Linked DNA regions of Mus musculus: region 1 is linked to region 2. Evidence: chromatin loops called from intact Hi-C (ENCODE). Cell type or tissue: heart. All regions are shown on one strand. Each heading gives the region's core, and the rest is flanking DNA. Links, peaks and the distances in the headings are about the cores only. Region 1 overlaps Osbpl10 (oxysterol binding protein-like 10). Region 2 overlaps Osbpl10 (oxysterol binding protein-like 10).

Region 1 (15,356 bases), core at 4,376-12,375, 140 kb after region 2:
GGAGAGAGTCATTAGCTTCGTGGAGTATTATCTTACGGCCTTCCACGAGGGCCGCAAAGGCACCCTGGCCAAGAAGCCCTACAACCCCATCATCGGCGAGACCTTTCACTGCTCCTGGGAGGTTCCTAAGGACAGAGTCAAGTCGAAGTGGACTTCCCCCCACCCTCCCATTAGTGCTCACGAGCATCCGATGGCCGATGACCCTTCTAAAAGCTATAAGCTCAGGTTTGTGGCTGAGCAGGTATCCCATCATCCGCCCATCTCCTGCTTCTACTGTGAGTGCAAGGAGAAGAGACTGTGTGTCAACACTCACGTATGGACCAAAAGCAAGTTCATGGGCATGTCCGTGGGGGTCTCTATGATAGGGGAAGGTAAGCCAACTTAGTGAATTGGAGTCTTACCCTTTGCACTGAGATGAGCAACGGTTGCTTTGTGTGTGGATTTTATTTGTAAATGGCGGGTGGGGGTGGGTGGGGAAGAGGTGGATGACGGACCAGGTTGGCTGATTTCCCAGTGGTCCCAAGTGATGGGTGGAAGGGATGGGTCACAGGTTCTTGCTTTCCTGTATCATCGTACACCACGTGGTTTGCACACTCAGCCTTCTAGAATCTTCCTTCTTCCAATGGACCATGGATGTTAGGGCTGGCCCTACATGTGTGATCACACATGAGTATATGGCTGTAAATGTGTTCACCCTCACCAGTGTTCTGGCTCCCAGACCAGGAAGATTACAGAGTCGCCTGCTTAAAGATGCTCATAGGAATCCCTCAAGCCAAGTCTTTGGCTCTGTGCAGGGACCGCTGTAGTGAGAACAGGCTGGTGGATGACAGCACATTCTTATCTTGGGAAGAGCACTGCTCATTGTGTGGCGAAACCCTCAAGCCCTGTTAAGTCGAGGTGTCTCATGTCTATTTAACTCCCTTTTAAGTCACAGATCTATTTGAGATCCTACAACTCCCATTCTAGAGAACAAAAGTAAACAAACAAGAAAACAAAAGATACCCACAGAATTTTACTTTCAGCCTTTTGGCTTCTCCAGAGTCCTCCTCAGACCCGTCGTATACATATCTATATTCTACATGTGTACATACACACATATACACATATCTATAACCTATATGTGTATGTATTCTATATATCTATATATAGGGAGAGGGAAGAGAGAATGTATGGAGGGAAGATGAAGGTAGAGGGAGTGGGACAACTTGCAGGAAGTAGTTCCCTCGTTCCACCATGTGGATTCTGGGGAATCGAACTCGGACTTCAGCTTTGGTGGCAAGCATCTTTACCTGCTGAGCCTTCTCAGCGGCTCCACTGTTGGGAGAGCTCGCTGTCTGAGCACTTACAGGTGCTGGGCACTGTCCTAGGACCGACGGATACTTGACTAAGTAAGGAAGATCCCTCACAGTCCCTGTAGCTGTGCTACAATTCTGTGTCTGGGGAACAGACAAGAGGGGCCGGCGTCAGCTGAGTTCTGTGTTGAGAACTAAGTGCCATAAAGAAAGAGACAGGGAGTGGTCTGGGAGGGGCGGGGCAGGCTGCTTGTGAGTGCCTCCCTGAGATGGGGCATGGAGAGTAAGGTGTGAGGCGGAGCTTGGCGCCCCAGGAGCCCCAGGAGCAGCTGAGAAATACTTTCCCAGACCTCTACTCCAGTCAAACCAGGATTCTTCGCTGCTTTGAGGAAAAGAATTTCAGGTCCAGCCAGTATTAAACAGGTCTGGAGTTTAGCAAGACATTTAAAACATTAATTTAAGTGTGGGAAAGAAAGAAAATAGAAAAAGAGGTGTCACTTTCACATATGGGCATCAGCTCTTGGGAAGATGACCTCAAACACCTTAGCAACAGGCATACCCCCCCCCTCTCTCTCTCTCTCTCTCTCTCTCTGTGTGTGTGTGTGTGTGTGTGTGTGTGTGTGTGTGTGTGTGGTTGACTTCCCTAGTTACATCATGAAAGGTCACTAAATCATCCCCCTTTTTCTCTTTCTGGTAAATGAGGTGGTGGGCAGCACCTGGAGTACCCTTAGGTGTCTTAGCCACTGTTCTATTACTGTGAAGAGACATGATGACCAAGGCAACTTATCATTTAATTGGGGGCTTACTTATAATTTCAGAGGTGAGGCCATGATGGGAGCATGGCAGCAGGAGGGTGGGCAGGGGGGCAGGCATGGTGATGGAGCAGTAGCTGAGAGCTCACCTGATCTGAAAGTCAAAGACAGAGAGAGCTAGACTGAGCTTTTGATACCTCAGAGCCCAACCCCCAGAGACACACCTCCTCCTCCAAGGCCACACCTCCTCCTGATCCTTCCTAAGCAGTCCAACAACTAGGGACCAAGCATTCAAATAAATGAGCCTCCGGGGGCCATTCACAGTGTTGTGAGAGTCTTGAAAAGGTGTAGGTTAGCTGTGAATGGTAGTACATACCTTTAGTCCCAGCACTTGGGAGACAGAAGCAGGCAGATCTCTGAGTTCGAGGGTAGCCTGGTCTACAAAGTGAATTCTAGGACAGCCAGGACTACACAGAGAAACTCTTGTCTTGAAAAGAAATGAAAAAAATTGTAGGGAAAGGAATAGGCCATTCCATGTATAAACAGGCCATCAGCATGGTTTATTGCTATATAATTTTTAAAACTGTTATAATTACATGTAATTAATTATGTCTATGTGTATAATGCACATGTGCAGGTCAGAGGACAACCTGTCAGGAATGAGTTCTCTCTGTCCTCCATGTGGATCTGGGGGATTGAACTCAGGCCATCAGTTGTGAACTTTAGGGGATTATTAAGGTCTAACCTGTAACAGTCCTATTGTGTTCTGAGGTGGGGAAGGCTGAGGGGGTGTGCCCATCATTGTGAGGTGGGTTTTCTTTCTGTTTATAATTTTTAGGGGGGAGGGGTGTTTGCTGAGAGAGTCTTTTCTATTGTATTAACCCTCATCCTCACTGCGTAGCCCAGGCTGGCCCTGACTTTCATAAGCTTTGGCCACCACATCTGGTTCTTTACCAATGCCATGATTTCTTTTTAATTATAGCACACACACACAGTGTGTGTGTATGTGTGCGTGTGTGTATGTGTATAAATATGATACATGTATGCAAGTGTGCAAGGCACAGTGAACATATGGAAGTCAGGAGTCAGCCTTCTAAGCATTTGGACCCACAGATTGAACTCCCGACTCTCCCGTTACCTGTAGGTACTTTTGCTGAGCTACCTTGCTGACCCTCGTTGAGGTTTTTGCTGTGAGCAGCTCAAAGGATGCGTAGCTCCAATCCGAGTGGGGAGGGAACGGAGGGAATGTAGGGTCACTGCTGGTCAAGTATGGTGCTCCTGTGGAGAGCTTACACTCTGCCTGGGGAATCCCTGGCCCAGGTAAAATTATGTCATGTAAAGGCCAAGGGGTTTGCTGTATGAGCCCTGACCCCTGCTGTCCTTCCACAGGGAGGGGTATGGAGGGGTAGCAGAGGCAGGGAGGCCACCACAGAAGGATGGGAGCGGTAGGCAGCTATGGAAGGCCATGTTGATCATCTCTAAGAAGATAAGATCTGACTACTGGTGTCTGGGCCTGGAGGTCACAGGTGACCTACAGAGCCCTTGTCTGTGGTTTTCTGAGTGAAGACCCAAGCGCATCCCTTGAGGCAGGATCTGGGGAGAGTTAATAGAGCCAGTGGTATTTGTGGGCAGAGTGTTGAGGAAGCCGTGTGTGGAGGGCAGCCTGTCTGATCTCCCGTGCTGAGGATTTCTTCAGCGTACAACCTTCCGTTCTGGATGGGAAATCAGAATCCGAGACACTTCCAGAAAGTTCTGAATGTCACAGGTTCAGGACCATGTGAGGGGGGTCTAAGCAAGGGCAGAATGGTGCCTGGCCCTGGTACCTTCAAGTCCTTCCAAGGGTACAGCCAGGTCTGCCTGGGCCTGCCCTGGAGGAGGTGAGGTCAGGCATTTCCTTCTGGGCCTGTGCTCTTCCCCAGTCAGGCTCCTCCTCCAGCACTCAGTCTTTCCCCGAGTCAGGCCACAGTGCCACCCTGGGCAGCGAGCCCAAGGCTGGGTCTCCACAGCTGTGTGGCCTAGTGGAGAGCTCACTGGAAGCGAAGGCCCCAGAGGGAGGTCTGTGTTGGCACTGACTTGTGTCCCTCGGTCTGCAGTTAGAAACAGAGCAATTCGATCTATCTTCATTGAAAAACAAAAAGCGGCGCCAGCAAGATGACTCTATAGGCTAGAGGCAGCCCCCAAAACCCAAGGTTAACTGACCCACATGGTGGAAGGGAAAGAACCGATTCCCACAAGTTATCTTCTGGCTGCCATACACACTGCCCACCCCCCACCCCCTCAACACACACACACATGCACACACGATACATAAATAAAAATTAGAAAAAAATTGGTATTCGGGTTATTCTATCTGATTTTCATACTTATTCTAAATTCCCCACAGAGTGTGTCCTTTTGCTGTTTTTTTGTTGTTACGTTTTTTTTTCCTTTTGTTTTTAAAAGGGAGGTTCTTTCTGTAGTCCTATAGCTCATTATGTAGCCCAGGCTGGCCTAGAGGCCTGCACCATTATACCCAGCAGCGGCAACTCTTTGTAGATGAAGTACAGGTGTTTGTGAGAGACCACCACCATTAGGTTCCGGCCTGCTTCATGCAGCGCCACAGGCCTGCTTATCTCCGTATTGCTAATGGGCTCTAGAAAGCCTACTCCTTCAGGCGGCTCAATTCACCAGCATCTGACAGATGACTGGCACTGCCCTTGGTGTGGGTTTCTGCAAGCGGATGAATATCCGGATGTCCTGGTTAAGGTCAGGAAGGCTTAGCCCTCCAGTGGGGCCACAGTAGACATGGTGGTGAGGTTGTGGCATCAGGGAGACAAGCTGCCCTTCCGGAAGGCAGTTACTGCCTTAGTGTCTCTCACTGTTGCTGTGGTAAAATACAGACAGGAGAAACTTAAGGGAGAAAAGTTGTGTGGTTTACAGACCACCATGGCAGGAACATCACAGGTGGCAGAAGCTTGAGAGAACTGGTCACACACACACCATTTCCCCATCAGAAGGGAGCAGTAGACTCATGGCTATCACCTTACTTTCTTTTCATTCAGTTGGGAACCTCGGCCCGTGGCATGGCACTGTTCACAGTCCAGATGACCCTTCCCACCTCAGCTAATCCAATTAAAACAGGCACTCCCACAGGCCAGCCTAGTCATCACTCCCCTCCCAAGTGACCCATCAGGCCAGTCTATGATGAGAACTGACTCTCCTAACTAGCACATAGCCATCAACACCCACAGTGCGTATGGGGGCCTAGAAGTGACCGAAGCTTTTTCCAGAGTCCCAGGGGCCTCGTCCCTGCCAGAACCCCTCTCTAGGGATATGGCCAGTGCTTGGGGAGTCAAGGAACTTAGAAGTAGAACCGAGGGGTGACAGGGACATCCTGGTGGCCTTTTTCCTTTTCCTTTGAGACAGGGTAGACCCTGGTTTCACTGTGTCCCAGGTAGGCCTTGAGTTTTCAGTCCTCCTGCCTCAGCCTCTGGGTGACAGGTGTGGACCAGCACACCCTGTGACGTCTCTTTGCAGTCTTCTACCCCAGCTCTTGCCTTCTGTCTTCTCAAGTTGCCCAGTTTGTGGATGCTATGCACAAAGGTAAGCTTTGAGACAGATGTTCCGGGAGACAGATGTTCAGGCTAGAGCCTTCTGCAAGGCCAGGATGGAGTGAGGGTGGAGTCTCATTCTCTTATTGATGATGTGATTTGATTGTAGCATCTTATTCCCCTATTGATGATGTGAGTGTAACATTTTCTCCTATTGATGATTTGAGTGTAGCATCTTATTCTCCTATTGATGATCTAATTGCCCTATAGATGACGTGAATGTAGATCTTCCCATTCCCCTATGGATGATGTGAGTGTGTGGCTGAGATGATGAGGCCTCAGACCCTCTTCCTCATGGTCTGTACCCAGACCTCTGTGTCCCACCTACCACGCTCCCTGTGCGTGTGCAGGCTCTCTTCTCCCTCCCCTAGACTTCCTCCCATGTCTAGATCTTTGTCTATTTCAGGAGAGATAGGGACTGGCAGTGCCCCTTAGGCTCTGTCTGCAGCATCAGTTGTCCCCTGCTTACAGTGAAACCATGATCCTTACTGTCCTGGGAGGTGGTGACGCTCGAGGGGCACCATGCAAGGAGCTCCCAGGAGGCTGGTGACCAATGGGCACCAAGTCCCCTTGAGGACTGTTGGCACCAGCCTTTACTCTTGTTGGTTGGAGAACCAGGAGCCTTGGGAAGGAACATCACAAACAACTTTTGGTCATGTATATGCAGCTAAAGAATGGAGTTGTCACCCATGTAGGCTCCTGGTGCCTTGATGGTGGGTGTCCTTGTCTCAGTACTGAAGGGGAACAGGGAGAGACCTGCAGGGCGAGGTGCTTGCTCACGGGGTCCTCTCATACACTAGCTGCCCTGGAGCAAGACTAAAGCCATTCCCTTCCTGTTGATCTGCTCATCCTCCATACCTCTGCACTCAATCTCTTCCCTCACAAAGGTCCCTTCCTCGGTCTTTCTTGTCACCACGGGGGAATTGCTTCTTCCTTGAGGCACGCCCCTTTTCTACATTAATTTGTCCTTGGCACCGTCCACCATCCCCCTACTGCCTTGATCGTCGTCACTGTGGTGTCTTTCCTCAGTGATTAATGCCCACCCAGCTGACAGCAGATCTTCCTTGCTCGTGGTCTTTCTCAGAGCTTCATGTGGTGCAGACAACAGCACCCAGGGCGGTGAACAGAGAGCTCTGTTGAGGTGAGAGGCATGGCAGGCATGTGTTGCAGGCCATCTTGGATCTCCTGCCTGAGTGTGCCCACCCTTCATGCTCTGCCCATTCATGCTCTGCCCACTCATGCTCTGCCCATTCATGCTCTGCCCACTCATGCTCTGCCCGACTCTCCCTCTCTCCTGGAGGTGTGCTTCGACTTCTGGACCACGGGGAAGAGTACGTCTTCACGCTGCCCAGTGCCTACGCCCGCTCCATCCTCACCGTGCCGTGGGTGGAGCTTGGAGGGAAGGTCAACATCAGCTGTGCCAAGACTGGGTACTCTGCCACCGTGACGTTCCACACGAAGCCCTTCTACGGCGGGAAAGTCCACAGGTAGGAAGTGGCCAGCACTCTGGCTGTGTTTTTCTTTTGCGTCTGAGTCCCCTCACCCTTTGGGAAGAAATAGGTGTGGTAGGCCCACCTGAAATCCCAACACTTTGGAGGCAAGAATAGAGAAACAGAAGTTCAGGGTCATCCTTGGATGCTTAGGGAGGCTTGGAAGACATGGGGTCTTGTCTCAAACAAAACAAAACAAAAAAGGACAATAATTTAAAAAACCAACCAACCAACAAACAAAAAACAGCCGGGTGGTGGTGGCGCATGCCGTTAATCCCAGCACTCAGGAGGCAGAGGCAGGTAGATTTCTGAGTTCAAGGCCAGCCTGGTCTACAGAGTGAGTTCCAGGACAGCCAGGGCTACACAGAGAAACCCTGTCTCGAAAAAAAAAAAAAATAGATGGGGTCCTAGCCAGGCATTATACCATTTAACTATAAGCCCAGTCCTTTGGAGGCAGACACTCAAATTCCAGGCCAGCCTGGGCCTACCCAGCACACTGCAGGCTTGGGTAACATAGTAAGACCCTGCCTCCAAAATGTCAAGAGCTGGGGGCTGCATAGTGTTTGCCTGACATGCACAAAAGCCTGAGTTCATTTCCCCAGCACTCTCTGTCCAAAAATATAAAAAAATAAAAAATAAATGGTGCCAGGCGTAGTGGCACACGCCTTTAATCCCAGCACTCGGGAGACAGAGTCAGGTGGATTTCTGGGTTCGAGGCCAGCCTGGTCTACAAAGTGAGTTCCAGGACAGGACAGCCAAGGCTATACAGAGAAACCCTGTCTCCAAAAACCAAAAAAAAAAAAAAAAAAGAGGCAACCATCAAGACAGAGTGAACAGTCTTGTTTGAAGAAACACCTCTCTCCTTCATTTCATAGGGAAGGCTTTGGGGTCTCCCCACTCATTTATGGGGCGTCCATGGTAACACAGGAGACTCCCAGAGGGTAAATGGCCTTTTAGCCCTCCACTTTCTAGTGCAGCCCTCTGCAAGTGCAGGCATTATGGCAGCCCCCATTGGAGTCTTAGGTGTGTAAGCCACTGGCTATGTCACTGTCCTTAGAAGCTAGGGAAAATCAGGTCTTGAACTAAGGGAAAGGTCACCATTGGAGGAAGGGCAGCCTTTTTCTATAGCCATGATTGGGGCAGGCCCACCACTGTGCGGACTTCAAATCCCTAGCTGTTTCTAGCAACGGGCTGGTGTTAGTTTGAGACACACACACACACACACACACACACACACACACACACACACACACACACACACACACACACAGCAGTACGCTGGAGTTATGCTAATTGGGCATCTTTCTCCCCAGCATTCATTTGTTATACTGGCAGCTGAAAGACAATAGAGGGATCATCAGAAGCCCTGCAGCCAGAGTGTTCCCTGTGGAGAGCCCAGTACACAGCATTGCTGGCATGGCCCACTAACTCTGCACGCCAGGCATGCCTACAAGGAGCCTGAACGGCTCTCAGGTCGAGGGAAGCCTACACTTGAAAACTGGAAACCTGGGGTAGCGAGATGGCTCTGGGGTTAAGAGTACTTACTGTTCTTGCAGAGGACCAGAGGTCAGCTCCCAGCACCCATAATTGGATGGCTCACTCCACCTGTAACTCCAACTTCAAGCCACCCACCTCAGATCTCCGTAGACACCTAGATTCAGCCTGTATATGCTTCTCCCCCGATACATGTAATGAAAATAAAAAAGGCAAACTGGAAACTCAGCACAAGCTGGACCACTGGGCGCAGAGGACGCGGCTCCAGGAGCATTTCCTCCCACTCAGAGAGCCCCGAGTTCCCCTAACATCGTAGGAAGGCAGTTTGCAGAGGTCTTTATTTCCTTCACTGTGTATACACATGCATGAGTGTGGGGCTGTGCCCATGGTGTATGTGTGGAGGTCAGAGGACAGCTCTGTGGAGCTGGCTCTCTCCTTCCGCCTTTACATGGATTCTAGAGACCTCATTCAGGTTGCCAGGCTGGCATGGTAAGCCATCTTACCAGTCTTCCCCAGGGGCTTTAAAAACGAGCTTGAGGGTGGTCAGCCAGGTATTGCTGAGTCCGCAGGTACTGCCCTGAGCTAGCAGGCAGTGCCGTGAAGCCAGGTTTGGCTCAGCCTTCATCGCGGAGTGTGTGGGTACTGGGTGGATAGATACATGGACTGGACGGACTGTGAGCAACCCGTTCTTCATCCCCACCCAGAACTGACCTCCTGGGGATTAGATTGTTTGCTGTAGCTTTTGTTGTTGAGACAAGTTGCCATATAGCCTAGGCAGGCCTTAAATTTGTAATCCTCCTGCCTCTGCCCCAAATGCTGGGATTATACAGGCTTTTGCACCACGATGGTTGGCATAGAACCAAAGACCTTATTTAAGGATGGAAAAGCTCTTCCAACACTCTTTCCATGGTAGAAATGTAGCACTAGGAGATGCTGTTTTGGGGAGGAGAGGATATATTTTACTGTTGGGTCATGCCCGTGACAGAGGCATCTTCTATAACCACCGGGCTTGTCTCTCGGAGCAGTGAGGCAGGCTGACGGCTCTTACTGTTGATCTGTCTTCAGACCTGAATTGGTTTTATCTCAGGGTTTTGCTCTTCTCTCTTTTCTTTCCTTTTCTCCGTCTCTTCTGTTCTCTTTTTTGGTTCAAAGTCTATCTGCTTAGCCCTGGCTAGCCTCGTTCTTGCCTAGATTATCCTGCCTCTGTTTCCTAAGTGCGCGGGGTTACAGGCGTGAGCCCACACACCCGGCTATCTTCTTTTCTTGTTCTGATCAAGAATACTATACCTTCTTTTAAGACCCAATCTTTGGGCCAGACTGCAAACCAGCCCGTTCTCCCTAAACTGCCCATTGAAAAGGGACCCGGACCCCCCTTTGATTCATTTGACCTTCTCATTAATTCAGGGTCACAGCTGAAGTGAAACACAACCCAACCAACACCATCGTCTGTAAAGCACATGGGGAGTGGAATGGCACCTTGGAGTTCACCTACAGCAACGGGGAGACCAAAGTCATCGACACAACCACCCTGCCTGTGTATCCTAAGAAGCTTAGACCCCTGGAGAAGCAGGGGCCCATGGAGTCCAGGTATGCCTGTCCCCTCCTTGGCCGAGGGATCTGTGGGAAACTTAAGCAGCATAGCTAGTAGCAAAGGATGCGAGTGTGCTTCCGTTAGCCACTGAAACACCCCTCGTCCATTAGGGATGGACCCATGTAGAGATCACTCGGGTGGTTCTGCAGCTACAGAGTGGGTGACCATCCGCCATCTGGCAGATGTGTGCTGCCTGTTCTGAAAAAGTTTGTCCACTGCCGGATTATTGGTGGATTGTAAATTAATCTGAGAGTTGCTGGTAATTCCAAGAACTATGCAGGGAAACAGAGAGACTTTTCTTTTCCTTGACAGCTATTTTTAAAATATTGAGTGCTGGCACGGGCAGTGGAGTCGACTGCACACATCCCGTGCTCCTGGGAGAAGCAGGGGCAGCTTAGGGACCGTTAGATTTAAACACGTGAGCTCACTTTAATCCTGTCTTCTATTTCTAGGGAATCTATCTGTTGGCATGGGAAATTATTAAGTTCAGAAAAGATTCAAACATGTTTATTTTTGAGAAAACAATTCAAGAACGAGAAACCATTTATGCCACGGACCACCCCAGTTGGGTATGGGGGTCCCTGGAATGAGGGTCCTCGAAGTCTAGGTGGGTAAGGATTCGGCAGTGACAAACAAAAACAAACACAGAGGCAGTCTAAAGCAGGGGTTTTTATACATTAAAAGAACAAATATTACAACTCTTAGAAGATGTGTTCAGTGAAGCAATCACAAATACCATCGTTATCATTTGGCACAGTAAAGCACAAAAATCAAGCAAACGTTACAACTCTGAAAAGATGCACTCAGTGAATCACAAGTAGAACAGGTGACATCATGATTAATAGGAATCTCCCAAGCGTTACAACTCTGAAAGGGTAAAATCAGTGGGGCAGTCATCTGAGGCTAGTGGCAGATCTCCAAGAGCAGGTTAGTAAATCTTTATGGTCAATTATTGTTTAACATCTAATGCCTAATTTTTTTATAAATCTCCAGTGTGTAAATTTAAACTATTTTAATTCCTTTTATTTAAGGCTTTCTTTACCATGTACCAAAGCCCTCCTCCGATAACACATGTGTAGCCATATGAAATTTATTGTTGGGAACTGTCATAATACTATTATATAATTCTGTAAGTGATTTGTAAAGTAAAACGTTGGTTTCCCCAGAGATAAGGTCATGTTAGTGACCCCATCTCAAGGACTGGTTCTTGCACATTATTCTTGCTTAAGATTGTAGCCTAGGCTACCAGGAACTGTAAATAAGGAAAGGAATAAGAGAAAACAAAACAGATAGATTGCCATGAGAACTACGGCTCAATATTTTGCTCTGGCCAAGAGTTCCACAGCTGGTTCCAGGAGACCTCCTTCTTTTGAAGTCTGTCACCTCAGTGTGTAGAACTTGTCACACAGATTCTACTGGGGTCGATGTAGCACATTTATATACATACCCGGCATCTGGAAAATGGTTAAGTAAATTATGAACTATCTACTTAATTAGTATGTCCACTATATGCTGTCATGTGACAGCTATATAGCTCCACAAGCCGATTGATCATAGAAGTTGCTATTTTGATATTTCAGTCTAAGCCAACGTGGCTCACGAGTCCAACTGAAACCTGACTGATTTACCAAAAAAGAGGTTTTTTTTTTTTTTTTCTGTATTCACTTTATGTTTACGTGCAAGTGTGTGTTTCAGCACACACGTGGAGATCAGAGGATAGCTTTCCTTTCACCAGGTAGACTCTTGGGATCTAACTTAGGTAGTCAGGCTTGGTACCCTCTTCCTGGGTACTGGTTAGAAACCCAGCCAGAGTCATTCATAGTGGTGAATAGCAAATACAAGTTCTGTGTGTAGAGACATAAACTCTCCCCCACCCTCCCTGTTGGACCATGGCTGCAGGCAGAGAAAAGGGTATGGTAAGGAGGTAGTTGGCACCAGGCCCCACTGCCTCTGAGGGGCATTCCCGGGATGGCGTTCAGCTGCTCCTTGGTCAGCTTCTGGGTACTTGGAACCCTGCGAGGAGCCAGAATTAGCGAGGAGCTGCTGTTTTCTTCTTCCTCTGTATGGTGGCACATACCTCCCTGTAACCTAACACTCAGGAGACTGAGGCAGGAAACCAGGCTGAGACACCATCCATCTTACACTGTAAGACCCTGACTCAGGAAACAGTCACACAGACAGCATGAGGCTCACTCTAGGGAAACTGAGCTCTCCACTTAAGGCTCTTAAGAGTGGCTGCTCTGCCCCTAGTCCCCGTCATCCCTGCTGGGTCCCAGGCTTCCCTTATCTGTAGTCAGAAAGGCCATTGGCGTCACTTGTGTTGTGAATTGAGCTCTACCTTGATGCCAGCTTTTCCCCTGGCAGACGATCCCAGTAGAGTGGGCTGATGATGCTCCGCCTGCTCATCACCTGTGTCAGCTCCTGATGAACAGCAGGGGCTGAGCAAAAGCCCTGTCTTGGATCCCAGAGGCAGGCCTGGAAATGCTACTCTGACAGCCTCTTGGGGTCGCCCCTGACTTCCTCTTCCTCCCATCCCCCCTCCTCCTAGCTGGGTGTTCAGGGCTTTTCTTAGGCAGGTTCCCTCCCCCACACTCATTTGACATGAGTTTTCTCCATCAAATGCAGTTGCTGATAATATAGCCACCCATGTCATTGGGTCATGAGGATTAAATGAGTGTCTCTAAGATGTTTATAGGGGTGCCTGGTAAGAGCTGTGTATACCCGCTGTCCCTGGTGTGCTTGGGGTGGGGTGGGATGGGGGGCTCTGCTTGCTCTTTCCATTAGCTTCCACCTCCAGAGCTCTACTCAGAGCATGAGGAAGTCTTGCTGTTGGGAACAGGTAGTGTGGAGACAGCAGATGTGTAACCAAGGAGCCCTGGCTCCACCCCTGGCCCTTGGATTCCCACAGACAGGGGCCTAAATGTCTGTCTGTCCACTGTCATGGCAGTAGCTGGCCTAGTCCGATGGCTCCTTGTACTGTTCGTCTTTCTAGGAACCTCTGGCAGGAAGTCACCCACTACCTGAGGCTTGGGGACATTGACGCAGCCACAGAGCAGAAACGACGCCTGGAGGAGAGGCAGAGGGTGGAGGAGAGGAAACGGGAGACCCTTCGCACACCGTGGCGACCCAAGTATTTCATCCCGGAGGTAACCCTGGCCTGCTACCAGGCTCTAGCCCTGATTAAGGTCACCTCAACTTTTATTGTTGAGACAGTGGGACAGACAGGGTCACACAGGACAGACAGAGTGTGGCTCTGGCTCAGGATGGGGGTTGGAATTGAGGTGTGTGTTTCCCCAGTAAGGTCTTGACATCTCATACCATCACAAGGGCAGAAGTGTGTAGCTGACACTTCCCCTGCAGTGTCCCTCCTCTCAAAAACCCTTCTAGCCAGCCAGGCCTGGAAGGAGGGGGCTGGGCCTCTCTACCATTCTTCCCACACAGTTGGTTGGTCTCCCTGCTGCCTCCCCATAGAGTACTGTCACAGCATGACCTCCTGAGGGCCACATGGGAGGGGCAATGGCGAGCAAAGCTCAGAGAGGCCTCTGCCTAAAGTGCTGCCCCCACCCCTGTCCCCTCAGGGAAAGCAGGCAAGGGGCTGGGCGACCATCTGAAGCCAACCTTAGATTTGTCTCCCGTGTGGCTGTGATAAAACACTTGGACAAAATCAACTCAGGGGAGAAAGGGTTATTTGGCTCACAGTTCTGGTCACAGTCCAGCACGGTCCATCACTGTGGGCAAGTAAAGGTGACAGTGCCTTGAGGCAGCTAGTCACATCTGTAGTAAAGAGTGGAGAGCTTTAATTTACATAAGAACAGAGAAGGTGAGCTATTACTTAGCAGTGTAGGCTTCCATGATCTCACTTGAATTAATATAAACCCAGAGGATTCTGCAGGGAAGCAGGCCTACCTAATCTACAGCCTCGCCCCATCCTGCCTCCCTACTGGATCTCAGATTGTGTCAGAGGTGTCACAGTGTTGTTTAGGAAGTAATTGTGGATGGGGCCTGGGGTACAGCTCACCTTGTTTCCCTGGCACCACTGGATACTTGAAGTCTCAGCATTCGGGAGGTGAAGGCAGGATCGCCCTCAGCTGTGTAGTGAGCCTGTGGCTTGTGGGAGTGGGCTAAGGAGTAGGGGGAAGAGTCAAGAGGCTTTATCTCCCATCCAGAGAACAGTGGATGCTTAGTGAGTAGCCGGGATTGAGTTTTTAATGAAGATCCTATCTGTATGATGCTAAGGGGTTATACGCATTCAAATGCCCATAGCCAATTTGGACCAGTGGGCCCAGGTGTCCTACCTACTCTCTTAGCACCTTCTATGAGGATGGGTTGTTGGCTGTGGGGTGAGCAAGGGCACCCTAGTGACATGGATGGGGGAGAGGGAACTTATGGACAGGAGGTAGAAGCTGAGGCTGGTACTTGGGAAACTGCCTCGAAGGGTCTCCTTCCTGGGTGGGTGCTTCGCTCAGATGACAGAAATCCTTGAAGCTTTCCCTGAGGGGAGTCCTGTCTATGCAACAGCTTGCCTGACTCATATGGAAATTTATTCATTAAAAAGCAAAACAAACAAACAAACAAACAAACAAACAAAACCCCACTACTTGAAGTTCTATTTCTGGGGCTTGGTAAAAGCCACTGTCTGTGACAGGACTAGGGACACATGTCACCCTGACACAAGGATGCTTAGCTCCCCTTGATGCACTTCCTTCCGGTCCATCACTTGATTACAGATGCCCATTCCCTTTTTCCTTGCCTGGTGGCTGAACGGTGGCATTCCTCCTGTGGCATCTGTCCTCGGACACACTGTGATGGACACCTGCCAAAAAGCCTTCACTGGGTAGGCAGGCTTCCACATCATTGGTCTGTGTGCCTCCTCCCTTCACCCCCAAGGTGACTCTGAGTCTTCATCCAGCCAACCTCTCTCTTTTAGCCCCTCTGTCCTGAAATTCTCTTTTGCCAAGTCATCTAGATAGAAGAAGCTGTCAAGACCCCTTTTATGTTGGTCATTTCTGGGACTCCCTTTTAAAAGCAAATGCATATTTTTTTCTTGGTTAAGGCAGGGAGAAATGTATCCTCAGATATGTTCAAGAAAGGGTAGGGAAGACCATCAGCTAGGCCTGCTGTGCAGTGCTGGGATTGGGTCTTGGCTG
Region 2 (15,356 bases), core at 5,039-13,038:
CACTCCAGCCACTTCTAAAAGATTTACTGCATTAACCACATAATAGGAATCTGACACAATATTAAGGGGTTTTAAAAAGGTTTTTAAAACTTCTAAGACCACTAAACATTCTACCACTTGAGGTGAATTTTCATTATATTGTTTGGATACCACTTTACCATTAGCCACATAGGCACCTATGCCAGTTTTTGATCCATCAGTATATACCACAATCCCATTTTTAAGTGGGTTGCTTACTGTTATTTGTGGAAACACAACAGATTGATTTTGGGCAAACTGTAAGATTGGATGTTTTGGATAATGGTTATCTATTTTTCCTGAAAAGGAGGTAACTAAAACTGCCCAATCATTAGATGCGGCTGCCAAGGTTTGAACCTGTGCAGCGGTATAAGGTACAATTAAAAGATATGGACTTTGCCCAAAGTGGGTGATTGCTGCTTTTAGGCCTTTAAGGGCAAGCTGTGCAATTGCATCAGGATACCAATCTATTATTTTAGCTGGGGATACGTTTGGATGGATCCACAACAATGGCCCATTCTGCCACAAAACTGCAGTTGGCAATTGTGCTGTCTTAAAGACACACAAACTGAAAGGCTGCGAATCCTCAATACGTTGTAATTGTGCATTCTGTAAGGCTTTTTCCACTTTTTGTAAGGCCTGGTTAGCAGCTAGAGTAAGAGTCCTAGGGGAGGAGATATGAGGATCTCCTTCTAAAATACTAAACAAAGGCCTTAATTCAGCAGAAGGAATCTTTAAAAAGGGTCTGAGCCAATTAATATCTCCCAACAGCTTTTGAAAATCATTTAAGGTATGGAGGTGATCTCTTCTTATCTCTACCTTTTGGGGCACAATCTTATCTGGGGACACCACAGAGCCCAAGAATTGTCCTGTATCAGAAATTTGGACCTTTTCTGTGGCTATCTGTAAACCCCACTGACTTAAAGTTTTAAGTAGAAAAGGATATGCCTTTTGTAGCATGGTAAGGTCTTTATGGCACAGGAGGATGTCATCCATGTAAAGGAGCAAAATTAAAGAGGGGAATTGTTCCCTCACTGGCAAAAGAGCTTCTTGTACATAAAGTTGACACATAGTAGGACTATTGGACATTCCCTGTGGTAAGACCTTCCATTGATACCTCTTATCAGGTTCCATGTGATTAATAGAGGGGATGGTAAAGGCAAATCTGGGCCTATCCCTTGGACACAAAGGTATAGAAAAGAAACAATCTTTAATATCTATAATGATTAAATTCCAGCCACGTGGTAAGGCGGAAAGTACAGGGAGACCCCTCTGTACTGGGCCAAATAAGTTCATTTGCTCATTAATGGCTCTGAGGTCATGGAGCAGTCTCCACTTTCCTGACTTTTTCTTAATTACAAAAATTGGAGTATTCCAAGGTGAGGTAGAGGGTTCAATATGGCCTAGTTTTAATTGTTCCTCTACCAGTTGAATCACAGCTTCTAGTTTTTCAGAGGATAGGTGCCATTGAGGAACCCACACTGGGTCCCCTGTTTTCCATGGTATGGGTCGTGCTGCCCCAATGGCCGCTAAGGAAAACCCAGACCCTGTCTGTCTTGGTTTCCATTAGGTGAGATGGGCTCTATCCTTCCCTGTTCTTGATGTCCTAACCCTTTTCCTTCTTTATAACCCATCTTTGCCATGATATTTTTTGCTTTAGCTGAATACCCTCCTGATGGGGCGTTTTCATTGGACAAAATAAGGCCCAAATGCTGCATAATATCCCTTCCCCAGAGGTTAACCGGGAGTGGGAGCACATAAGGTATGAATTTCCCTTGCTGCCCTTCAGAGGATTCCCACGTCAAGGCAACGGAGCTTATAGTGGGACATGATTGATATCCTAGGCCCTGTAATGAATGAGATGACTCTGTGGTGGGCCATGCTTTGGGCCACCAATGTGTAGAAATTATACTTTTATCTGCTCCGGTATCAAGGATGCCTTCAAACTCTTTTCCATTAATCTTAAGGCGGAGCTTAGGTCTATCATTTAAAGATACAACCAAATAGGCAGAATCATTTCCTGAGGAGCCCATTTTCTTTATCTCAGGTCCTGCAGATTTCTCCCTGGTATTATCAGGGAGGAGCAGCAGCTGAGCTATCCTATCTCCTTTACTAATAGAAAAAACGCCTTTAGGGCTTGAGCACAGGACCTGTATTTCAGGGGAATGTTGACAATCCATAACTCCAGGGTGGACTACTAAGCCCTGCAAGGTGAGTGAACCTCGGCCGAGAATAAGGCCCATGGTTCCCGGGGGCAAGGATGGTATAGGCTCCACCGGCACCGGCTGAATACTCATTTGAGGCATTAATAGGAAGTCGGAGGCGGCACGCAGGTCCACCCTTGTGGGTCTTCCTGGGTCGTCTCTCTGACTGCTTCCTGGGTCCTGACAAACCGGTTCCCATATCTTTGAGGGCCCTGGGACCGAGGGCCCGATGACCCGTTTTTTGGCACATCAGTTGATTGACTATCAGGTGGGGGAAGAATTCTGCCCTTTATATCCCTCACAGAGCGACACTGGTCAGCTCTATGATAACCCTTGCCACACTTAGAGCAAAGAGTGAGAGTCCCTCCCTGTTTATCTGGAGCTCTGCAATCTTTCTTAAAATGCCCAGGCTTTCCGCAATTAAAACATGTCCTCTGATTATTTCTGCTCATGGAGCGGTTCTGAGATTGAAGGATGGCAGCCGCTAAACCTGCATTGCTGAGAGGTCCCCCAAGCTCTCGACAGACCCTGAGCCAGTCTTGTAAGCCTTTGTTCTTTCTTGGGGCTATGGCCGCTCGGCACTCCTTTGTGGCTTGCTCGTAGATTAGCTGTTCTATGAGAGGCGCAGCTTGCTCTGACTCTCCAAAAATACGCTCTGCTGCCTCTGTCATTCTGGCCACAAAATCTGAGAAAGATTCCTGAGGTCCCTGGATTATTTTTGTTAACTGACCAGTGGTTTCACCTGCTCGAGAGAGCGCCTTCCAGGCCCTAATAGCCGTGGAAGAAATCTGGGCATAAGCTCCCCAATGGTAGTTTGTCTGATCAGCAGAATAAGCTCCCTGACCCGTTAACAAGTCAAAAGTCCAATCTCTCTGCTCTGGAGTCAAAGCAGCTGCGTTTGCTCGGGCCTGCGCCTGTGCAGCTTCGTGCCAAAGCGCTTTCCATTCCATATATTTGCCCATACTAGGGAGAGCGGCTTTTACAACCGTTTGCCAGTCGGCAGGAGTTAGTGCCATGCCAGCGAGCCTGTCTAACTGCGCCAAGGTAAAATTAGCATTGGTTCCGTATTTACGAACCGACTCGGCAATTTCCTTAATCTGTACGTATTCTACCGGAGCGTGGACACGCCCACCCTCGGCTCCTTCAAAGACTGGAAATGCCTGTTGTATTTTCTTTTGTTCCTCTCGGGGAATGAATGAGTCTGCGCACTGCCTCTCTGCGCACTGCCTCTCTGCGCACTGCCTCTCTGCGCATCTCTCTGCGCACTGCCTCTCTGCGCATTGCTGACGCACTACGCAGGGCGGGGGCTCCGCATAGGGCGGACCTTGAAACCGACTGCCGGGAGGTTGAACAGTACGCTGACTTTCGCCAGCCGCTTTTGGCTTTTTTCTTGACCAATTAGCTGGCTGGTAATGGGCTGCTTCTTCCTCCCAGTCTGTTTCCTCAGAGGAGGATTCTTCACTTGCTTCAGAGCTACTAAGAGCTGGCTTCCTGAGCTCATCTAGTGACGAGTATCTCCTAGAGACCTCCGCTAATCGATCTTTTTTCTTCTCCCTTTTTCCTCTTTTTCTTCTAATCTCTCTCCAGGTATTCCTACCTAACCTTAACTTTTCCTCGGGTTCAAGACCCTTGGAAAGGCCTGTATACTTATTTTGTGTACCATACTTTCTCTTTGTTCCTACTCTCTCTCCCCGCTTTACTTCTGATAGCTTGTCCTGAATTTCCTCTAGAATTTTCAGCCCTATCTTAATCACTTGATAACATGTGAAAAAGAACAAAAGGGCTCCTAACACCAGAAAAAATTCAAGGCCAAACATACTCACTGGTACTCTCGTTCCCCAGCTGAAAAGTTCTGAATTCATACAGTTGAATCCTTCTTAACAGTCTGCTTTACGGGAACCTTTATCACCGTCGTTCCCCAGCTGATGAGTTCTGAATTCGGCAGTTGAATCCTTCTCAACAGTCTGTGTTACGGGAACCTTTATAAACGTGATCCGCAGTTCTGGTTCCGGAATGAGGGATCTTCCCTGCGCCAGTCCGGAGTTTTTTCTCGTCCCGGATTTTCTCGTCCCGGAATTCGGCACCAATTGTTATTCGACGCGTTCTCACGACCGGCCAGGAAGAACACCACAGACCAGAATCTTCTGCGGCAAAGCTTTATTCTTACATCTTCAGGAAAAGAGAGCAAGAAGCAAGAGAGAGCAAGAAGCAAGAGAGAGCAAGAAGCAAGAGAGAGAGAAAACGAAAACCCCGTCCCTCTTAAGGAGCATTCTCCTTCGCCTCGGACGTGTCACTCCCTGATTGGCTGCAGCCCATCGGCCGAGTTGACGTCACGGGGAAGGCAGAGCACAAGTAGTCATAAGATACCCTTGGCACATGCGCAGATTATTTGTTTACCACTTAGAACACAGGATGTCAGCGCCATCTTGTAACGGCGAATGTGGGGGCGGCTCCCAACACTCCTTCAACGTCAGCCTCTCCTGAAGTCTTAACTCTGTGCGTTTAGGTGGGTGGAGTAGCTTAGTGGGTAAAGGAACTTGCCGCCAAGCCCGACGACCTGAGGGCAATGCCCAGGGCTTACATTGTGAAAGCAGAGAACCGACTCCAGAAAATTGTCCTTAGCCTACAGCCACACCCACACCCACATGCACATGTTTCCACGGAATAAACAAACAAACACATAAACAGAATCCAAGTCTCAAAGAGAAAAACTCAGAAACCCTGACTTTTTGTGACTCACTGAGTCTCCTCAGGTTGCCTGTGTGCACACGGTCGGGGCGTTGCTTGCTGGAGCACAGACAAGTTACCTCGGCTTCAACATGGAAGAACATAACTGTCTGTCCACAATGCCCTCAACTACCAGTGGTTTCCTCCCGGGAGGGTGTGGGCTTCTGCTTCATCTTTGCTGGAATGTAGACAGGCTCCATCTTGTGCTGGTCTTTTCTCATGGATGGCCATTGTGAGTTTGTGAGTACAGCCTTCCTTCCCATCTGCCGTCTCTCAGAATCTTTCCACCCTGTCTCCCACTGTCTTAGGGTTTCTATTCCTGCACAAACATCATGACCAAGAAGCAAGTTGGGGAGGAAAGGGTTTATTCAGCTTACACTTCCACATTGCTGTTCATCACCAAAGGAAGTCAGCACTGGAACTCGAGCAGGTCAGGAAGCAGGAGCTGATGCAGAGGCCATGGAGGGATGTTCTTTACTGGCTTGCTTCCCCTGGCTTGCTCAGCCTGCTCTCTTATAGAACCCAAGACTGCCAGCCCAGGGATGGTCCCACCCACAAGGGGCCTTTCCCCCTTGATCACTAATTGAGAAAATGCCTTACAGTTGGATCTCATGGAGGCATTTCCTCAACTGAAGCTCCTTTCTCTGTGATAACCCCAGCTGTGTCAAGTTGACACAAAACTAGCCAGTACACCCACCATCTTCTCTGAGCTGGACAAGTTGACGAACGAGTCACTTAGGGCTGAGCACTTAGCCACGTCGTCTCAGCACTAATGAAATGGATATACATGTTCACATAAATAATTTATACTCGGCTGACTATTTGAAACTGCAGATTCATCGTTTTCAGAGTTGATTGATTTTTTTTTTGATTTTATAGTCCTCAATACTGAGGATGTCACTCTGCATAAGTGTGTGGTATGGTAGGCAGAAGTATATCTGGAGCCATTTCGGGAATTATTGGGTGTTCTGTCCTCATCTCAAGCCCAAATTCATTTAATGATTTTTTTTAAAAAATGAAATGGAAACCAGCAAGTCAAATAGTAATTTTTAAGCTCAAACATTGCAACACTGTACAATCCACAGACGCAGTGATGCTTACACGCCAAGCATCACTGTCAGGAAACTACTGGAAGTCTTAGTTTTCCATAATTAAGCTATTATGGTAGTGTATTCTCTTATCTATCTATCTATCTATCTATCTATCTATCTATCTATCTATCTATCTATCTATCTATTTTTGGGACAGTGTCTCATTATATAGCCTTAGCTGCCCTGGGACTTGCTACATAGACCAGGAAGGTCTTGAATTTCCCAGAGATCTGCCTGCCTCTACCTCTTGAGTACTGGGATCAAAAAGCATGGGCCACCATGGTGGCTTACACCACCGTTATGATTTTGTAAGCTCAGAAAACTTGCTACAGTGTTTCAGTAAAACCACCATGGTCAAAGCGTACCTGCTACACAATCTTAGTACTCTCAAGTCTGAGTCCAGGGGCTTCAGGTGGCTCTCCCTGGCGTTGCGTGGCATGATGGTGTGAACAGTGGGAACACTCACACTGTGTGTTCAGAACCACGGCATGGAGAGCTGCTACTGTAGCTCCCAGTGAGTACGGCCAGAAGCACCCGGATTCTGCATGCGTTTGATTTCAGACTAATCTGTGGTGGCGATTATGTGCTCAGAAGGGCTTAGCCTGAGTATTAGTATTAGATCCTAGGGCCTCACGGTTATAGATGGTGAGCTGCCATGTGGGTGCTGGGAAGCAAACTTGGGTCCTCTGGAAGAACGCCAGTGTCTAATCACTGGGTCATCTCTCTACAGACCCTGTATTTTCTATAAGAGAGTGAAGGTAGAATTCTGATGTCATGTCTGGAGTCTTTGGTATAGACTTTAGTGTGTGTGTGTTGGGGGGCGGTTATATACATGAGTGCCCTGCTGGCAGAGGTCCGAGAGGGTGCTGGATGCCCTGGAGCAGGAGTTACAGGTGATTCTGAGCCACTAGATGTGTGTGCTGGGAATTGAACGTGGGTCCTATTGAGGAGCAGTAAGTACTCTTACCCACTGAGCCATCGCTCCATCTCAGGGTCTATGTTTTATTGTTTTTTTGTTTTTGTTTGTTTTTTTAGGTTTCTCTGTGTAGCCCTGGCTGTCCTGGAACTCACTCTGTAGACCAGGCTGGCCTTGAACTCAGAAATCCACCTGCCCCTGCCTCCCAAGTGCTGGGATTAAAGGCGTGTGCCACCACACTCGGCTAGGGTCTATGTTTTAAATCCAGGTCCCTGATCCATCAAAGCAGGGTAGACGAGGCTCCCCATGAGTGTGTAAACAGTGGCCCCAGATGGGCAGAAGTTGGGGTGACCTCCAGTTAGAGTGCAGTCTGCCTCCTGGGATGTAGAAGGAAACTGACCTTTCTGAGCCCAGAAAGCAGTTTTGTAAATAATATATCTCTTGTAAGTCACACAAGCAAAGGAAGGCGTGGGTAAAGTTAATAGAGTGTTGAGTTTGTAATCCCAGAGCCAGATCTGTGAGACACACGCCAGTCCGTCTGTCCTTCCCCATCTGAGTTGTGTCCTGAGGAAGAGAGATCAGTAGATCTGTTTGTTTTCATCGCTTCGACATTTGGATTCTCATTAATATTGACTGTAGGTTTTGTTTGGTTTTGTTTGAGACAGGGTCTCAGATAGCCCAGGCTAGCCTCAAACTCTCTGCGTAGCTGAGAACGACCTCCCCAGCCCTAAAGTCAGGAGAAACTCTTATTGAATGGAGGTAGCACGTGCAAGAAGCACAGAACATGTTCTTCTGTAGGGAATGGTGGTTCACTCTCAGCTCTTTTCACAAGCGTTCTTGCTCCTCATCAGGGTTTCTCCCTGGTGGTATGGGTTTCTCACTTCGGCATGGATGCTCTTGGACTCTCCTGAGCCTGGTGAGGCATTCAGCAACATCTGTAGCTAGTGCCCACTAGATGGCGGTAGCACATACCTCCACCCCTAACCAGACATGACCACAAACTAGCCTGCTGAGAGCTCCCAGGCAGGGAGAGCCATCCAGGCCACAGCCCTGTTTGGCAGGTCTATAGGCAAAGGGACTGAGCCTCAGCGTGTTCCTCTGGCTTGGGCAGAAGTGAGACCCGCAGCCACTTGTCTGTGCTTCCTTCCACCCCACCCCCACCCCAACTCTCAGCTGCTGGGAAATGGTGTTTCAGCGCATACCAGGGAAGCAAGCTGGGGGGGGGGGCGGGGAGGCTGTTGTGTACTTGAGATTCTGCTCTTGGGAAAAGCCCCGCTCTCTTTGCCAGAAGTGTGACAGTCTATCCATCATGTGCCCGGGAGGGATGCAGATAAAAGTCGCCAGAGGTTCTCATTCGAGGCTTGGCGCTTTCTTGTGGCGGTCCTGCGCCATCCGGCTGCTTAGCAGACTCTGGAATCTGCAGCCAGAGACTCTTCTGCGTCCATCTGAGAGGAGCCATATGTATGTCTTGCATTGTTGCTGGGTTTTTATCTACTCTATACTCTGTTTCGCATCAGCGCTGTGGAGAAGGCACACAGAGAGAAAGGTCTGTGAGCCTGGGCCCCTGGTGCCTGCCCAGACAGGGCATTGACTTCTGGGCCTTCTGGCTCTCCTCATGGGGTGTACCCACTCTGCCGTGGTGAGAACCAACAGCCGGGCCTCCTCCTGCCTCATCCCTCTGAGGTCAGATGCAGACAGAAGCTCTTGCGGGTTCTCTGGCCCGTGGTCCTCCCCTAAGGTAACTGTTGAGGTTGGGACTCTACTGGGGAGTGGGGCTAAGGAGGCATTGACCTTAAACTTACCTGCCCTTGTCTGGCTGAGGAAGAAACCTTTGTACCTCAGGACTTCTGGACTTTGCCTGAAGAAGAGCCTCTTTAGATTTTGGTGTTTGAAATACAAAAGGATATTATTAGAGAGCTGACATTTTAATTGAGAAAAAAATAACTTTATACTTTTTTTCTCTATACAGACTTTGGACACCTGCCTTGATTTTTCTGTTTTGAAGCCCGTGCTGTGGGGTTAGCGCTTGGGTGACCCCTGTGGTGTAACACCTAGATAAAAAAACGCCAGTGGGGGAGGTCAAGTTCGCAAGTTAGGACATGTGAATGAGCCAGAAGTGGTAGTGAGTGCCTCGTTCTTGGTGCCAGGCTACAGAGACAGCGGGATTATCCCAAGTTCCCAGTTTACATAGCAGATTCCAGGTTAGCCATGGCTGTATAGTGAGACCTATCGAAAAAAGAAAAAAGAAAAAGGTGACGTCTTCCCACCTCCCCTTCTTTATTGGCCTTGAACTTGTCTGTAAAGCATGTGGGGTCTCAGTAGCCTTACCATTTCACACCACAAGATGGCGTTCTTCAGGCTTGCTTTCATTCCAGCTGCTGGTCCATGTTGCATCCTGTCCTCACCCCGTCCCCCAACCCCAGATCCCAGTTTATAGTCAAGGCCAACTCACTGCATAGACCAGGCTAGCCTTGAATTGTGAGGATCTGTCAGCTGCTGCGAGTGGTGGCCTGTGTCTGTCACCCCAGCTCACTGCTGGTTTAAGCCATTTCTCCTCTTCAACTATCTCGGTTTCCTACCCTGTAAAGTGGGTGGAGAATTTTCCCTTGTGCATGTCACAGAGACATTTCCTGGCAAGTCAATTGATATTTTCAGAGAGACTAGTCGGCGATGGGTTCCATAGCATTAAGAGCATTAATTATAAATCGTGACACATGGTATAATTGCCAGCAATACCTGCGGAAGGTGCTGGAGCGTCCCCGTGGGCGCTGCCGCCGACCTCTGTGCTCTCGTGTGGCAGGGGGTGTTCTGTCTCCTACTTACTTTAATCTACATGAGGAGGGATTTCAAATTGCTTTTTATAGTGCTTGAAGCTCGATGCTGCCCCCCTCCCTGCTCTGGATTATATTTCTATATTTGTGATTTATTACTTTTAAATATTTTCCTCAGAATAGGTCTTAATTTTTTTTTCATGTCAGTGGGGTGTGTGTGTGTGTGTGTGTGTGTGTGTGTGTGTGTGTCTATCTGTCAGCTTGAGAGTGATGACTCTCGTTTGTCATCCCTTGATAGGAGGCTGAAGCAGGGGGATCACCACCTGTTTGAGGCCAGCCTGGTCTACATAGTGAGTTCCAGGATAGCCTGACTATAGGCTGAGAGACACTCTCTCTCTCTCTCTCTCTCTCTCTCTCTCCTCTCTTTCTCAAAGAAAGAAAAGAAAAGAAAAAGAAAGAAATGAGATTGAACCTGAAAAAGGCTGTTGTTTGGTTAAGCAGTGATGTTGTAGTGTGATGACAATGACAGGCTGTGGTGTGGTGAAGCTGTTGTGGTCAGATTGTGGTGTGGTGATATGGTCTGGCTGTGGTGTGGTGAGGCTGAGGTGTGGTGAGGCTGTGGTGTGGTGACATGGTCAGGCTGTGGTGTGGTGTGGTGAGGCTGTGGTGTGGTGAGGCTGCGGTGTGGTGAGGCTGCGGTGTGGTGAGGCTGTGGTGTGGTGAGGCTGTGGTGTGGTAAGGCTGTGGTGTGGTGACATGGTCAGGCTGTGGTGTGGTGTGGTGAGGCTGCGGTGTGGTGAGGCTGTGGTGTGGTGAGGCTGTGGTGTGGTGAGGCTGCGGTGTGGTAAGGCTGTGGTGTGGTGACATGGTCAGGCTGTGGTGTGGTGTGGTGAGGCTGCGGTGTGGTGAGGCTGTGGTGTAGTGAGGCTGTGGTGTGGTGAGGCTGTGGTGTGGTGAGGCTGTGGTGTGGTGAGGCTGTGGTGTGGTGAGGCTGTGGTGTGGGGACATGGTCAGGCTGTGGCATGGTGAGGCTGTGGCGTGGTGAGGCTGTGGTGTGGTGAGGCTGTGGTGTAGTGAGGCTGTGGTGTGGCGAGGCTGTGGTGTGGTGTGGTGAGGCTGTGGTGTGGTGAGGCTGTGGTGTGGTGTGGTGAGGCTGTGGTGTGGTGAGGCTGTGGTGTGGTGAGGCTGTGGTGTAGTGAGGCTGCCGTGTGGCGAGGCTGTGGTGTGGTGTGGTGAGGCTGTGGTGTGGTGAGGCTGTGGTGTGGTGAGGCTGTGGTGTGGTGAGGCTGTGGTGTGGTGAGGCTGTGGTGTGGTGAGGCTATGGTGTGGTGAGGCTGCGGTGTGGTGAGGCTGTGGTGTGGTAAAACAGTAGAGAACATCTTCATCCAAGCCCCATGCTTGTTTCTTGAGGTTCAGTTTTTCTAATACACAGGAAAATCCATGATAGCTTTGAACTGATGTTCAACTGCTCAACCTGTTTCTATTATAAAAGTAATCCGAGCATCCAGGCGTGGGGCCACAGGCCTTTACCTCCAGCACTCGGGAGGCAGAGGTAGGTGGAGCTCTGAGTTTGAGGCCAGCTTGGTTCTGTATAGCAAGTTCCAGGACAACCAGGGCTACATAGAGAGACACTGTTTCAAAAAGTCATAGTAAGGACTGGAGAGATGGCTCAGTGGTTAAAAGCACTTGCTGCTCTAACAGAGGACCAAGTTTCAATTCCGAGCACCCACATGGTGGCTCACAGCAGTCTGTAATTCCAGTTCCAAGGTATCCGACACTCTCTTCTGGCCTGTGTGTGTACTGCATACATGTGGTGCACATGTATGCGTGTGCTCACACCCACCATACACATAAGATAAAAACAACAATAATACCACTGTACATAAGACATAGTGGTCTCATCTTTGTAACAGCCATGTTAATTTGGCATAGCTTATGCAAATACTTATGACTATTGTGTTGGGGGACCTCTTACTCAATTGGATTTTGATTGGTGGTTTAGGATGCGTGTTTGCCCGGTAGCTCTGGGTATATAGTTCCTGACTACATGAGGAGAAATATGGCTTGCCTTTCTGTGAAATGTCTCTGTTGTTCTTCATAAACCTTGCGAGGTGAAGATGAGCCCTTCAGGATGAGTTGGGCAGAGATGGGAGGAGTAGGTAGACAGGCCATGTTAGGATTCTCCGTGAGACTCACCCGGCTCAGCACCTTATATTATTGAATTGAGGAGGCTAAGGAATCAATCCTTGGAGCGGGGTGTGGCGAGCTCACCTGTATTATCAGCATCTTTGGAGGTGGAGGCAAGGTCAGTTGTTCATGATCACCTTCATCTTCATAGTGAGTCTGAGCCTGGACTACATGCGATCCTGTATTTTTTTGAAAGCCCTTGTGCGATATCTCAGCACCTACTATCAGGCTTAAGAACCTCGGTTTGATCCTTGGGACCCGCATCATAGAAGGACAGAACTGCAAGTTGTCCTCTGACTCTCACAAGCAGATCGTGGCAAACTCACACACAGCATAAGCTCACATGGTTTCTTAAAATGAGATGAGATACAAGTAACAGGATTAGCCATTCCAGACGGGACATTTCAGTGACATTTAGTACAGTGCCACGCGCCTACTATGTCTGTCTAGCTCTAAGCAGCTTTCATCCCCTTCATATAGTCCCGTGCCTGTTACTGTGGTTACTTTCCATTTTTGTTTTTTTTTCCCTGTCTGGAGTCCCTGGAAACCACACATCTACTTTCTGACTCTGGATTCACTGATTTTGTCTACTTTGTAGAAATGGAATCCTATAACCTGTGCCTTTTATGCCTGTCTTGTTCAACATTACTAGGTTCAGAGCCCTATAGCATTTATCACTATCATTTTTGATGGCTGCATAATATTCCATTGAATGGATGTACCACATTTTGTTTATTGTCCCTTCATTGGTCCATAGACACTTGAGTGGTCTCTACCTATTGGATATTGTGACTGGTATTATGTTGCGTTGGTTTGTGCCCACCTGTTTATTTCTCTGTTTCAAATTCTTTGGAGTAAGATCTTTATTGCATTTGCTCACTGGGTGGTGAAATATACAGATTAGGAGAGCTCTTTCAGATCCTAACAGTTGCTATGTCTACATTTTGTTTGCTTCGGAATAAATACTTCTCTACATTATGCTGACTTTGGTTGGGTCCTGTTTTTTTGTTTTTGTTTTTGTTTTTTTGTTTGTTTGTTTGTTTTTCTGACAGAGGGGGATTGATGCTTTGTTGTAAGTGTCCTAACTCAGTCCTTGGACTTAGAGTGGAAAAACCATGGAGAGACAGAATTTCTCAGTGGACTTCCGGTACCTGCTCAGAGGTACAATCTTGCACTGTTCCACCTACCACGAGCTCTCTGGGCTTAACCTCCCCTTCCCCTGTTCACATGTCCAGAGGACGCATCTGTTGCCTTTGGTTGACTCTCCCACCCCAACGCTGCTAAACTGTGTGCTTCAAAGATATAGGCAGGAAGGTCAGCTTCATAGCAAGTCCGAGGCCAGCCTGGACTACATGAGACTCTATCTTAAAACAAAAGATATGATTCTAACCTGGCTCAGTGGAACAGACATGGGGTCCCAGCTACTCGGTGGGGCTGAGGCAGGAGGATTGAATATTCAGCACTTACCTAGGCTACACATGAGTGAGTTCAGGGCCAGCCTGGACAGCGTAATGAAGCCCTGTCAGAAAACACAGGGTAAAGACAGGGAAAGGATGCTCGGTTGAGTGAGCCCTTGCCTGAGCGTGCATGAGACCCTGTGTTTGGTCCCCAGTACCACAGGTGACGTGTGTCCCAGACACCACCCCATCATGAGCCTCCAAGGCTTTGTTCTATTTGTGATATCTGTATTGAACCTTCATCTGAAAAATGTATATTGGGATAGTTCTCAGAAGATTTGCTGGGTGGGGGGGTTATAAAAGTGAAATCTACTGCTAAGTCATCTGGAACCAACAAAGATGAATCTTGGTGGCAGAGAGAGGAAGAGGCTCAGCTGCTGAGAGAGGTCGCCTGCGAAAGCACGAGTCGTTACAGCAGGGCCTGCTATCCCACAATGCCCCAGAAGACAGGGCCCGTGCTTGAGGGTTTGCCTGCCGTGCTGAGACTCCAGGCAGTGGAGTGAGGAAACCCTGAAGGATCCTCAGTAAGAAGAGGAAGATGGAAGGGTATGGCCGAGTGCAGCTGATCCCCCTCTGGGGAATTCTTCGCACCCCTGTAGACGGGCAGTTCTCAACCTGTAACATAACAGTCGTCATATCAGATTCATAACAGTATAAAATGACAGTTATGAAGTAGCAACAAAATTATCTGAGGGTTGGGAGTCACCACAGCGTGAGGAAGGTTGAGACCCACTGCTGTAGAGCCTTAACCCAGCTCTCCACCTATGGACAGATGCTGTCACACACCTATGAGCTTCACTGATCAAAGTTTGCCCGTACGGTATTTACTCTGTCTCACACTTGAACCCACCCGAGGATTGTCGCACGTCTTCCAGCTGGCTTCCGTAGATCGGCTGGAGGTCAGAGAGCAGGAGGCAGATGGACTGGGAAGACCTGGAAGTTGACTTGGAAGGCGGCTCCTGGAATTCAAATTTGGCTCAAGAGGATGAAGCCATTCCTGTGGTCCCCCACATTTTTGGATAAGCATTTGAAACCTCTCTCTCAGTCCCTAAGGCTCAAGAATATGACTTCTTTTAGCCTGGCTCTGGAAAGATATGTGTATTCCTGTTTTCTTGATTTATTTTTAAAATTAATTAATTTACTCCTCTCCCCCCTCTCTCCTCCTCTTCCTCCTTCTTCTTTTTCCCTTTCCCTTCCTCTCTACCCCTTATGTGTGTGTGTGTGTGTGTGTGTGTGTGTGTGTGTACAGTTTCTGTGTGGTGGTAGAGGACCTCTCTAGGGAATTGGCTCGCTCTCTTGACCACGTGGGTCCTGGAGATTGAACCTAGGCTGACAGTACTTGGTGGCAGGTGCTTTACTGCAGCCATCTCTCTAGATCCCCATCCCCAGATTTCTTTGTGTCTGTGTCTGTGTCTGGCTTAGGATGCACACTGTATGGTGTGGATGTGTGCAGAGGCCAGAGGATAATCTTGGATGTCATTCCTCAGACAGACATCATCCACCTTTTATTGATTTTTGACATTTTTGTACTTGTGTGCATGCACATACGCAGAAGCCAGAGCAGTGGCCATCAGGTGTACTGCTCATTGTTCTCTGCCGTATCCCTTGAGGCAGGGTCTCTCACTGCACCTGGAGCTAGGCTGGCAGCCAGCAGGACCCCCTTCTCCTTCTGTCTACCCTCCATGGTGCTGGGGTACAGATGTGTGTGGCTGGCCCTTTTGGCTTTTTCCTTGAAGGCTTGGGTTGTACACATAGATCCTCATGCTTGTATAGCGTATTGCCATTTTTCCAGCTGCCGTGACAAACTTCCCTGACGAAAGCAACTTAAGGGAGAAAGGGCTTATTTTGGGCCACAGTTCCAGGGCATATCCATCATGGTGGGGACATCAGGGCTTCCAGAGTTTGAAGCTGCTGCTCAAACTTGTCTCATCTGTAGACAAGAGCCAGAGAGGGGTGTACACACAGTGTCGCTCAGCTTCCTTCTC

The links. A loop is a pair of places that touch in the nucleus more often than their neighbours do. Peaks named below come from ENCODE experiments on the same cell type or tissue, not always from the same donor. Only the 100,000 strongest peaks of a DNase experiment are listed, where the experiment ranks them.
Region 1: it touches region 2 in a loop (2.0-fold over the local background); 2 of 42 quality-filtered maps call a loop at or near these places.

Annotation. Positions count from the first base shown.
Region 1 is chr9:115,216,659-115,232,014 of GRCm38, forward strand. It overlaps Osbpl10 (oxysterol binding protein-like 10), which reads left to right. Exons shown (of 12, transcript NM_148958.3): 8 at 1-371; 9 at 6,935-7,121; 10 at 10,023-10,205; 11 at 13,202-13,355. Among named protein-coding and RNA genes, the nearest start is that of Gm26962, 24 kb to the left of the region's middle. In heart, for the core only: no CTCF peak of the experiment used is centred there; no DNase peak of the experiment used is centred there.
Region 2 is chr9:115,080,527-115,095,882 of GRCm38, forward strand. The region is part of intron 3 of Osbpl10 (oxysterol binding protein-like 10); the gene reads left to right. Among named protein-coding and RNA genes, the nearest start is that of Gm4665, 98 kb to the right of the region's middle. In heart, for the core only: CTCF peaks have their summits at 7,908 (motif pointing right) and 9,299 (motif pointing right); a DNase peak (open chromatin) is centred at 7,965; H3K4me3 peaks cover 497 bases; H3K27ac peaks cover 894 bases.